Linked DNA regions of Homo sapiens: region 2 is linked to region 1. A link is an interaction called in ENCODE POLR2A ChIA-PET data of the cell type or tissue named here. Cell type or tissue: PC-3. All regions are shown on one strand. Each heading gives the region's core, and the rest is flanking DNA. Links, peaks and the distances in the headings are about the cores only.

Evidence for each region. ChIA-PET counts read pairs that join two places held together with the same protein. Peaks named below come from ENCODE experiments on the same cell type or tissue, not always from the same donor. Only the 100,000 strongest peaks of a DNase experiment are listed, where the experiment ranks them.
Region 2: POLR2A ChIA-PET joins it to region 1 with 14 read pairs; 3 of 35 experiments call an interaction of 5 or more read pairs at or near these places.

Annotation. Positions count from the first base shown.
Region 1 is chr12:42,703,052-42,709,360 of GRCh38, forward strand. It overlaps LINC02450 (long intergenic non-protein coding RNA 2450), which reads left to right. Exons shown (of 4, transcript NR_135028.1): 3 at 4,727-4,935. Among named protein-coding and RNA genes, the nearest start is that of LINC02450, 14 kb to the left of the region's middle. In PC-3, for the core only: no CTCF peak of the experiment used is centred there; a DNase peak (open chromatin) is centred at 3,470.
Region 2 is chr12:42,596,102-42,602,410 of GRCh38, forward strand. No RefSeq gene overlaps it. Among named protein-coding and RNA genes, the nearest start is that of PRICKLE1, 9.5 kb to the left of the region's middle. In PC-3, for the core only: no CTCF peak of the experiment used is centred there; no DNase peak of the experiment used is centred there.

The DNA.
Region 1 (6,309 bases), core at 1,967-4,466:
TGTGTCTGTAGTCCCAGCTACTTGGGAGGCTGAGGTGGGGGGATCGATTGAGTCTGGGAGGTCGAGGCTGAAGTGAGCTGTGATTGTGCCACTCCAGCCTGAGTGACAGAGTGGGACTCTGTCTCAAAAAAATAGAGCGTGGCTACTATAAAGAAAGAAGGATGATAAAGTAAGGTTTCCTGGGGAGGCTGAGGGAACAAGGTTCAGCAGCTGAGTGAGAGGATTCATCATAGGGAGAATGTTTTCTTCCTTTAGATGGGGAGAGAGGAAGTGCTCCCTAGGCTCCCACCCACCACCCACCTGATTCTGCCAGGCCCGGGACACTGACCTGCCACACCAACCTCTGCCTTGTGCTGTTGTCATTCAGACACGTGCCAGCATGCATCCATTCAGCAAATACTGGTTGAGTACCTACTAGGAGCTAGCCCCTTTTTGAAATGCTGGAGATACATTAGTGTTTACAGCAGACAAAAACCCCACCTCTTGAGTTTACCTATTCTGGTGGGAGGGCAGAGGCAATAAAATAACTGAGTAAATTATGCAGCATATTAGAAGTTGATAAGGCCTAGGCAGAAAAATAGAAACGGGAGAAAGAGAGGATTGAAGGGTCTCCCTGAGAAGGTGAGACTTGAGCAAAGATATGAAGGAGGTAAGAGAGGAAGTCCTGCCTATGTTTGGAGGAAGAATATTCCAGGCAGAGGCAACCGCAACTGCCAAGATCCCAAGGCAGGAGTAGGCCTGGCATCTCTGAGGAGCTGAGTGAGTGAGCAGTGAGGGCTGAGAGGTAATGGCTGGGTGGAGTTGCAGGACACTTAGGACCTCGTGGGTCACTTAAAGGATGTTGACTTTTATTCTGAGATGGGAGGCCATTGGAAGGTTGTGAGCAGAGGACTGATGTAGGTTTTCTTATGGTTTAAAGGATCGCTCTGGCTGCTATGTTGAGGATTGACTGTGGGGAGTGAGGAGGTTGGGGACAAGTGTGGAAGGTCGGAAGCCAGTGAGGAGGCCATTGCAACAATTCAGGTGTTGAATGATGTGGCTTGGGAGAGTTGCTTTAGAGGAGATTATAAGCAGTGGCTAGACTTTGTATATATCTTGAAGGTTGAACCAGAAGGGTTTACTGACTGTTTATGAGGAAGACTCCAGAACTTTTGTCTTGAATAATCAGAAAGCCTCTTATCTGTTCCTTGTGAAAAAGAAGCTGGTTTTAATTTTCTTTGTATGTTTCATAGTTCCAATTGCAGTTTTGGGTGAACTTCAAGTTTTTGGTAAAAACTATTTAAATTTAATTGAAAGATTTGTAGCCCTCTAAACTCATGCCCTATGGGATGATTAAAGTAGCTAATTTGTTGTTTTAAATACACCTTTTCCCTAAACTCAACACTAAATCTCTCAAAGTAACATCTATTTTCTGGAAGCAAATGGGACTTGTATGGTGTGACTCATAGGTAGGGATTGCTTGGGAATTTTGGGTGGAGGAGAGAAAGGAAAGAGTTGGCCCAAGGAGGCACCACATTGGAAACCTGGAGCAGCTGAGGGCTCTCAGCTGAGAGGTGACTGGCAAAGTGAAGGTGGGAATCTGAAAAACAAGAAAGGAAACCCAGATTGATTTTTTCCCTGATACCTTCAGTGTCTGACAATGTGTATTCTGACAATGTACATGCCTCTGTATGGCTTGCAAACAACAAGGACTTTGTTGCATCTTAAGTTCTTGAATTACAAGCAGAAGGAAGACAACATTTGGAAATGTGTCCTACTTTTGTGTTCTCTTAAAAAAAAAAGCATCAAATTTTTTCTTTCCCCTTATGGTTCTAGAACTAATGTGCCAGTCACCTGTGTGTTTGCTCTCAGATCCATCCCCACTCTTATCTTTGACTGTTCTGAACTGCAGGTGGCTTCCACTGCAGACTTCACTTCCCAGCTCCCTTCCCCACTGGCTCCAGGCTTAGTGGGTGTGAAGCACTGCAGGGGATTGCAGGGTGTGAAGTGCTGTACTGAAGAACAAGGGTATTTCTTCCCCTCCGTCTTTGCTTCAAGTGATGTTCCAAAAGTAGCTATATTTTCTCTCCCAAAAGCCACACATACCACTGAGTGGCTCAGACTACTAGCTCTGTTAATATCACCTCTTCTCTTTTCTCTCCCACTTCTTGGTACTAGCTTCTTGATTCTGCTAATTGCTGGACTGCCCTATTGCTTCCTGTTACCTCATTGTTTCCTGTTACCTCTCATAAAAGCTTTGTAACTTGTTCTCCATATTAAATTCCTAATATTGAGCTACCTGGTATGTGCTGTTTTCTTAGTCGGAACTTGACTGACATGTGTATTTATTGTTGAAATTTGGCAAGAGGAGAGTTTTGTAGAACATAGAAGAATATAAAATCACCACTAATCCCACCATCCAAAAGTAGCTATAGTTAGTGTTTTGGTGTGTATCTTTCCAGTTTATTTTCATGTGCATATAAGCATTTTTTTTTTTGTTCACAACTTTGGAGACATAGTGTACTCTTTGCTTTGTAATCTTTTTTTCCCATTTGATATATTGAAAAAATTTCTAAATCATTTGGTATTCCTATATAACATGATTTTTAAAAATCATGTTATATAGTTAGTTCTGTGACTTCAAATAGATATACTAGAATTTAGTCAGTGGACCACTGTTGGTTGTTCAAATCGTTTCCAATATTTTGCTATTATAATATTATATGCAATTTTGGGGGTATATTTCTGATTGTTTCCTTAGAGTAGATTGAAAAGGTAACTTCTACAAGAGCAGAGGTGTTTTCTGGCCTGCCCACTGATGAATTCTCAGTGCCTAAAGCAGTGTGGGAAGGGATACGTACAGTCTAGGGACCTCATACATGTTGAACTGCCTCTCTTTTGGGGGCCGGGGCTGATTCATCACACAGAAAGTAGTCGGCTCAGAACTGGCTGGCTGCCTGATGTATTGTACAGGATGGAGCCTCCAGGCTACCACAGCTGCTGGGATTCATTCAGCTGGTGGAATTTGCCTTTTGTAACTGAGAGCCAGCTGGACTGAGAGTGAAGGCCAGGGCCTTGTGGATTCCTGTGAAGTCCACTCCTGTTCCTCCAGGACATCTGTTGGCTGCTCTCCTGAGGCTCTTGTAACCATGTTGTGTCAAAGCCCAGGCCCTGCCCCAGCTGGACGAAGCCTGCAGGGGTGGGGATGGAATTTTCAGGCCCCTTCAACTCTGAACCCTTAAAAACTGAGATTTTCTTAATTTTAGGCTTTCAACTACACTCTTAAATTTACTATTTTGAGGGTTAATTCAGATATCAAAGAAAGGCTTGATCACCAAGTAGATGGTAAAGGAAGTCCTTTTTGGTAAAGGAAGTTTAACTTAACCTTTACCAAGTTAACCAGCTCACAAGTTTTTTTTTCTTCTTCAGCAAATGAGGCACCACAGGAAGCTGGAACCTGGTCTCACCATTTATCTTTGGTTTGCCTAAGACCAAATAAATGACTTTATGCCCCAGGCTAAATAACAACAACATGCCAATAAAATAAAAACCACAAAGACAAAGTGGAATGTGGAGGACATGAAAGTTTCATGCTAGGAATTAAACTAGAACATGAAGAAGCATCCGGAGATCTCCAGTTCTGAATACCCTGGTCACTGTCAACAAGTTCCAAATGATTTAAAGTACTAATTGAATTTGATAATTGTTTATTGATCACATAGTATATACTCTGCATCAGAAGCTGCCTCTAAGTAGTGTCACCTTAAGCAGAAGGGATTGAGGTACAAATTCACATCTCAGTAAACACTAAAGTGCTTAATTAGGAGCCCAGGATTGCATTGCTTGGGTTCTAATCCTGGCTTCACCATTATTCGCTGTGTGATCTTGGGGAAGTTGTCAGCTCTTCCTTGGCTTCAGTTTCCTAGTCTATAAAAAGGATGTAATATCCCACAAAGTTATTGGGAGATTTAAATGAATTAACATATATAATGTATTTGGAACACTGCCTGGGACATGGCATATCTGCTTTGTTGCTCCACAGCTTCTCTCCAATGCCAAGTTTTCCTCTGGGTTGGGGTGCGGTATGACTTGGGGAATTGTTGCCTAGCCATTTATTTGGTGTGCGTCCCCTGCATCTGCAGGGACTTCCTAGCTTCCACCTCTTTGTAGCTTCCTAAACTTTCACTTGAAATACATGACCTTTGGTCAGTCCCCAGCTTGCCCCTCAGTGAGGGGTTAATGCAACACACTAGGCTAGGGAATGTAGAAGATAGGGAATTGTAAGGAAAGGTCTTTCCTTGATATGCTCAGCCTGTGAGGGTCTAACATACCTGGTCCAGGAAGAGATACCTTAGAATAGGATGCTGGCATTGGTATGGGGTTCCTTAAAATCACTGAAAGGAGGCCTAGTCCCTGAGAATGATTCTTAGCAACTGGACAGTCTGCCAATATTAGGACGATGTACTCAAGACAATCCAGCCTTTCATCCAAATTCAGGAATCTTTGGACGCTATCCCTTGGGAGATGATCATTTAATTTCTGCTCTAACATTTTATTCATTTGTTCATTCACTCACTCACTGGGCTAGGCCAGTCAAGGGGACTTCACCACTTTGACCTATCAGAGGATAGTAAATTCTCCCAAACAACTTCCAGCAGGTCTTTTTTATTCTGGTTTTTCATACAAGTCATCTCTATTTTATATATTTAATGGCATACATTATCTTCCTGAATCTTTTCCTTTTCAGACTCATTTGTTCTAGATTCAGATCATTCAACAAAACATGGCATGATTTCCACAGTCTCTGACATTCTGATTGCATTGCTTGAGAAAATTCTCAGTCTGGGAATCTCCTTAAAATGCAGCACAGATGATGGCTGAATAGGAACAGCTCCGGTCTGCAGCTCCCAGCGAGATCAACGCAGAAGGCGGGTGATTTCTGCATTTCCAACTGAGGTACACAGCTCATCTCATTGGGATTGGTTAGATAATGGGTGCAGCCCACAGAGGGTGAGCTGAGGCAGGGTGGGGCGTTGCCTCACCCGAGAAGTGCAAGGGGTTGGGAAACTCTCTCCCCTAGCCAAGGGAAGCCATGAGGGACTGTGCCATGAGGAACAGTGCATTCCAGCCCAGATACTACGCTTGTCCCACAGTCTTTGCAACCTGCAGACCAGGAGATTCCCGCGGGTACCTACACCACCAGGACCCTGGTTTTCAAGCACAAAACTGGGCGGATGTTTGGGCAGACACTGAGCTAGCTGGAGAAGTTTTTTTTCATACCCCAGTGGCGCCTAGAATGCCAGCAAGACAGAACCATTCACTCCCCTGGAAAGGGGGCTGAAGCCAGGGAGCCAAGAGGTCTAGCTCAGCGGATCCCACTCCCACGGAGCCCAGCAAGCTAAGATCCACCGGCTTGAAATTCTTGCTGCCAGCATAGCAGTCTGAAGTTGACCTGGGATGCTCGAGTTTGGTGCAGGGAGGGGCGTCCACCATTACTGAGGCTTGAATAGGAGGTTTTTCCCTCACAGTGTAAACAAAGCTGCAGGGGATTCCAACTGGGCAGATCCCCCTGCAGCTTGGCAAAGCCACTGTAGCCAGACTGCCTCTCTAGATTCCTCCTCTCTGGGGAGGGCATCTCTGAAAGAAAGACAGCAGCCTCAGTCAGGGGCTTATAGATAAAACTCGCATCTCCCTGGGACAGAGCACCTGGGGGAAGGGGCAGCTGTGGGCATAGCTTCAGCAGACTTAAACGTTCATGCCTGCTGGCTCTGAAGAGAGCAGCGGCTCTCCCAGCACAGTGTTCGAGCTCTGCTAAGGGACAGACTGCCTCCTCAAGTGGGTCCCTGACCCCACTGCCTCCTGACTGGGAGACACCTCTCAGCAGGGGTCAACAGACACCTCATACAGGAGAGCTCTGGCTGGCATCTGGCAGGTGCCCCTCTGGGACAAGGCTTCCAGAGGAAGGAGCAGGCAGCAATCTTTGCTGTTCTGCAGCCTTCGCTGGTGATACCCAGGAAAACAGGGTCTGGAGTGGACCTCCAGCAGACCTGCAGCAGAGGGGCCTGACTGTTAGAAGAAAAACTAACAAGCAGCAAGGAATAGCATCAACATTAACAAAAAGGATGCCCACACAGAAACCCCACCTGAAGGTCACCAACATCAAAGACCAAAGGTAGGTAGATCCACAAAGATGAGGAAAAACCAGCGCCAAAGGGCTGAAAATTCAAAAACCAGGATGCCTCTTCTCCTCCAAAGGATCACAACGTCTCACCAGCAAGGGAACAAAACTGGATGGAGAATGAGTTTGACGAATTGACAGAAGTAGGCTTC
Region 2 (6,309 bases), core at 1,507-4,006, 110 kb before region 1:
TCCAGACTGGCTGCAGCATGGGGCACAAAAGGAGAGCAGTGAGGTGGAGGCTTGGAGGAACCTGCAGAGGAGGGCAGAGGCTGAGGCATGTAGGAGCTTAAAAGCAGGGACAAGTTTTGTGGGAGAAGATAAGGAGTTCTGTTTTGGATTATCAGAGAAAGTAATCTGCAAAACTGGCTAAAAGAAGAAGCCAGAGAGATAGGAAGGAGATAGTGAGAAAGTGTTGAATGAATACCAAAGACGAGGGCATTTCAGGAAGAGAGCAGTACCTACCCTCAGCTAAGTTTTAAGCTCCCCAGAGCAAACTGTGCTTCATGCAGCCCTAGAGTCCCACCACTAAGAGGTTTAAAGGAGGCCCTCGAAGGGTCTGATGGGTGGGCTTTGGGGATCCCAGGAGGATTCAGCAGTTTATAATAGTTCTGTAAAGCAGACCAAGCTGATCTGCACTTCCTTCAGGCAATCCTCCACAAATATGCTTTCACCAGGCTTTTGGGAGTATGGCCAGCAGCGATTTTGAGATTATAATCCTTGGGCAATACTCAACTATTCCGTGTTGTTCATTAAAAAATGAATTATATATTTTCACAGTCAACTGAGCTGAATTGATAATTTCATAAAAAGCTGAGTTTACTTAGTACATATGCAAGAATTGAAGGCCATTTCCCCTCTGCTCAAAGATGAGCGGAAGGAGGACATTGGGTCAGAGTTCATTCCTTTGTCACAGCAATCTTTATCATCTTTAATTTGCTGCCTTTTCCATTAGTTTGTTCCTTGAGGGCAGAATGCTGCCTAATTCAATGTTGCGACTCCAGTGCCTGGCACAGTAACTAGAACAGAGTAGGTGCTCAGTATCCACTGAAAGATAAATAGATACTGGGACCTTAATGGAGAGCTGGTGGGGAGAAGGGAGTGAGGTGGGGGCAGGTAGGGCTGGCCAGCCCATACCCTAAGGTGATCCAGCCAAGCCTAGTGTGGTTCACAGTGTGAAGGAGATCGGGGCCATATATTTGGGCAGTAGAGTCAGCACTAGGACGGGGAGGCGGTGAACTAGGTGAAGCAGCAATTAGGGGAGTCTAACCTCCCAGGAAGAGGAAATGTCAGGTTGTTATGGTTCAACCAATGGAGCTAAGGTTCAAGTGTGGACCACAGTGCCAGTGGCCAAATTAGGAAGCAATGTGGAATCCAATGGTGTTTACATGTGATGGAGGCACAGCTGTGGCTTGAAGGAGCTCCACAGCACATACCCAACTTCTGGAAACAAGATTAATTTCAGACCTCTACCAGAAAAATGGAAGGGCTGAGACTGGAAAATAGATTGGTGGTTGGTTTATTTTGGTTCTCTGACTCTGGCTTTCTTGTTTATACTTCAAACCCACAATATGAAATATGATTTCACATACCTGTGAGTTTGAGAAAGAGAGAGGAAAAGGAGAAATAAATGTCCTTTTTGCTCAAAGCTACTAATCTAATTTTATTTCAGATCTTCTTGGTGCAATGTAGAGACACTCAAGACTAATTTATTTACTTCAGGAGCTTACAAAAACAAGATTGAGTGACATGCTGGCTTCTAATGTTCTTTTGGGAAATATCTTGGGTTAAATGGTGCTTTCATTTTCTATTTTTTCATATAAAAAGAACTCTGGGACTTGTAGTTGAGTGACTGAAGGAGGACTAAAATCAATCCTCTACCTCTGAAAGTTGAGATCTTAGATTTTACTATATATTCTCTCATTCCTATAAAAAGTAGCAGCTCCTGCTGCAGAATGTTGCTTATTCTGCTACTTTTGACCCCAGGCCTGAAGAACTCCTATAGATAGCACGTGAAGTTCCATAAATATCTTCAAGTATGACCTACAATGACTACATTAGCTTTTCCTCTCACTAGTGCTGTTGCTGGGGCAGAAGTTCCCAGAGGTCTGAGTTTAAAGAATTCCACCCCTCCTAGGCACACTCGTACCACCAACCACAACTCCCAGCCCGAGCTCAGGATCTGTGGGGCATTAAAGTAAAACAAAACTCAAGAAAGCATAAGAAAAAACGTGACATGTTCAATAGTGGTTATGGGTTGTAAGTATCAAAAACTTTCAAATAGAGATGACTACATTTACACTCCATTTTCTTCTGGAAAAATTATTGGTTTTGCTCACCAACTCTGAAAATCCAGATATAGCAGTAGATGCTAGGAAGGAGTTAGGAGCAACTTGAAGCAGCTCTCATTTTTGAGCTCCTGGGAACTGGTTCCCAGGCCAGCACCTCCGCCACCAGGATGTGGCTTTCTGGTGAATGAGAGCCACCGATGGGCCTAGAAATTAGTCTTTTATGTTAGTGTGCTAACCATGTGACTAGAACACATTCTCCTCTACATTAGTGTCCTAAAGCATTAGCAAAATAATATGTCACTCATGATGCGACTGAGTGAAATGTATAAAGGAAATTGGTTTACTAAACCCATTAGGTTAAAAGGCAAATGGGAGACTAAAACAATAATCAAATGACAATATTTTAATTTTTAGGATTAGTTATCTGACAGGAAATTTCTCTTTTAATTTAATTTCTACATTTTAAAACAATGAAGTTTAAGGAGCCTTAGAGAGAAACACACAAATCAGCACACTTAGTCCTTTTTATAGAGTTTCAGGGTTCCAACCCACTCTTGCTAAAAAGTACTATTTCAGCCACCAAAACAGAATAATTCAATATGAGAAAAAAAAAAAAAAAAAAAAGCCCATGGAGATAAGGAGCTAAAATGAAGTCAAAGAATCGGGAATAAATTTTCCCCAAATGAATGACTCAAGATGTGAGATCCCAGCCTATACTTCTGCCTGGCACTTGAACTCCTACATTTGCAAGTTGTATGAAATCTCCTCTAATCTAGAATTGGAATTTGCCTGTAAGCAGCTATAGTTTTCTTATTCTTACTGTCTGGTTAAATAGGTTAAAGCAGGCAGGCAAGCCTGTCAGCAGGGCCTGAGAGAAACAAGAATGTAGTGGGAATCAGGAGAGATGTGTGAGTGACAGTGTTAGGGGGAAAAGGAAGAGAAAGGAGAGGTAACTCTCAAAACACAGCCAGAGGAAACGAAGCTCTTGTTACAATCATGGCAGAAAGGTCTTGATACTGTTTTTCCCCAGAACTGAGGTGGATGCTCTATGGAAGCACCCTCCATAGAGGCAAAGTTGTTGAAAACTGATCTAAGTCATATGATTTTACGTAGTGCAACTGCCCATCAATGGATTCAGGACTGGCACTTGGCAAGTTTTTTATTATTATTATGAATATTATTTTTATTAGAGTACTAAGGGTTAATAACAGAAGACTACATTTTCTTCTCACTTTTTAAATTAGAGGCTGACATTGATTTAAAATGTCTAACAGAAAGCCATGGCTTATTCCTCACTGATTTATGAGCATCAAAGGATGGGGAAGCTAGCCGCATTCTTGTCATTTCAGTGGTTCATTCTCTCCTTATTCTGAGTGAGGTCTTCTAGTATATTGGTTATGTGGCGTCTAAGTTTTGATCATCTCTACCGTTCACCTGGCACTTTGCACATCTGCTCACAATACTTGGCATGTTTTCAGTGTGTTTTAAAGCTCTGATTAGGTTGTTGGCCCATGGAGGGCAGGAGTCATTTCCTAGACTTTTTTTATATCCCTCACATACGCCTATGCACTTGGTACTCTGTCTGCACGTAAACTAAATGTAATGAATATTGGTTGATTACCGTTATATTTTTTCAGCATGTAATTCCATATCTTGATATGCTCTTACACAAAATCATAGTTTTTAGATCTAGAAGAGCTGTAGGGGATCATTAGTCCAAGCATGTCATTTTATAGAAGCAGAAACTGAGACTTCTCAAAGAGAGAAAATGCGCTCACAGTTACATGGCACAGTGGGGATTAGAACTTGGCCATCAGACTTCTGCTTTTTCCTTTTGTCCCTTCCCAGTTGGAGAAACTAGTGTTTAAGGAAAGTTCAAGAGACTAGGGAATGAGTGGTAAAATGGATTAGCAGCATACACCATGAGCTGGTAAGTCACCATTCTCAGTTTTGTGTATAATAAGGATTATGTAAGCATGGCCTAAGTCATTCTGTATGTCACTCAATACTAAAGGGTAATCAGGCAGGCTTCTCTGCCTTTGTGCAGGGCAAAGAGAATGTTCCACAGGCACGTGCCTAAATATGAAGAAGAGAATAAGGCAGCGAAGAGTGTGCCTACCTGCTTTCTTCCTCAAGGCCTGGGCTCCATGGTTTCTGTAAAGGCTCTTTTTAGGCAGTTATTTCTGGGCCACTAGGCAAGGTGAAAACATTCTTTTCCTTGACCACAATCCAAAAGGGAACATGCGAGAGATTTTATTCTGTTTGCATCTCAACTGAGGGTCTTCCTTTCTCCTCCTTGCTCTTCCTTCTGAGAACATTTATTGATCACCTACTGTATGCTGAGCACAATGCTAGGTAGACAATGGGGAGGCAATTGCAAGAAAGATGGCAGTGCTGTTCTTGAGCTTACAATTTTATTAGGGAGACAAATATTCCAGGAATGATGAATGGTGAGATACGTGCTAAAAGAGGTATCTCCAAAGTGTCAATGGGAGCACAAAGGAAGGGGGTAACTAATGACATCTGTGAGGCCAGGCAAGCCTTTTGGAGGAAGTGACATTGAGTCTTTATGAACGAATTATTGTGGGAGGGATCATTTTGATGGAAAAAGTGGTCCTGGTTGGAGGGGCAGCATGTGCACGCTCATGAAAACATGAGGTGAAATGGTGTGTTTAGGAACCCAGAAGTAGTTTGATGGGGTAGAGAGTAGGGGAAAGCACAAATCTAAAGAACGCTGGATGCTGTGCTAAGGAGTTTATATTTTAGCTTTCGGAGATGGGGAGGAAGGAGCCAACAGAGCAGAAAGTGACTATACTAATGTCCTTTTTTCAAAGTAACACGAGGTACTGAATATAAATAGCACGGCTAAAGAAAAAAATATATCTGAGCTCATTTCTTTTTCCTATAAAGATAAAAATTACTTCTTGGAGATCCTTTTGCAATTGTTAGGTTTTCCCAAGTGGTATGCAACGGTATTTTTAGAAATCAAATCATGTTTCTGATTGATTTGAAATGTATTTTTAATGTTAATGGAAAGGGTGATGGACTGGGAATTATGGAGACCTGGGTTCTAGGTCCTGGGCCACCATTAACAGGGCATAGTAACAGTAGCATATTCCTCATTCACCATGTGAGGGGATGGGAACAGGAACTTTCAGCACTAAAGTTTAGTGTGTGACCCTGTGTATGTGTATGGTGCGTGTTTGTGCGTGTGCATTTGTGTGTTTATATCTAGCCTAATTCAAAAACAAAATGAGGCAGTTTCTAATGAAAGGTACTGATAGAGGCCAGGTGTGGTGGCTCACGCCTGTAATCCCAGCAGTTTGGGAGGCCAAGGTGGGAGGATCACTTGAGGTCAGGAGTTTGAGACCGGCCTGGGCAACATAGCAATACTCTGACTATACTGCAGGCTGGATAACAGAGTGAGACCCTGTCTCTATGTTTTTTTAATAAAGGCATTCATACATTCAGAGTCAAAGCCTGAAACCTAGATTCAAAGACAAAAGTCAAGTAGTAAAGAGTGCAGAGGGATAACATAGGGTTGCTAACTTTTAATTTGGCCAAATAAGGATATAATAAAAGTAAACAAAGCAAAGCCTAGTCATTCTCAACAACAAATGGGAAGGAAATAATGGCAGAATAAAGAACAGTCTTCTAAGTTGCCATTATGCCATGAAATTCTTACTTAAATTTTATTAATTTTCTGAATAGATAATATATGCATAAGTTTCAAAATTCAAGAGGTAAAATGTGTATATGGTGAAAAGTCTCCCTCTCACCTTTTCTCCTAACTACCCAGTCTTTCTCCCCAGGCACTGTACTTTCTAGATGCCAAGATAAGGTAGGAAATATGACTAGTTGCAAAGCCCTCAAAGATCAAGGTTTATCACAAAAGAAAGGCTTTAAATTTCTTTTTTCAAAAAAATTCTTAAAAGGGAGAATTTAAGCTCTTAAGAAATTTGTCAAAAGGATGCCTATACAAAGGATCTGGAGTAAAATAACGAAGAATAAACTCAGGAGTTGCTACAGACAATGTGGGGGATTTTCTCATTTCTGAGCTCTTCATCTCTTAAAGAATTTAAATAAATACTTAATTGAATTCCCCAAATTCTACCCCATTAAGAAATGCAGAGGACAGACTTTGACCTGGAGTATTTTGAGGAAAGAGATTACCCAAATTCCTATTTACTTCTTCTCTAGAGAAGTCTTA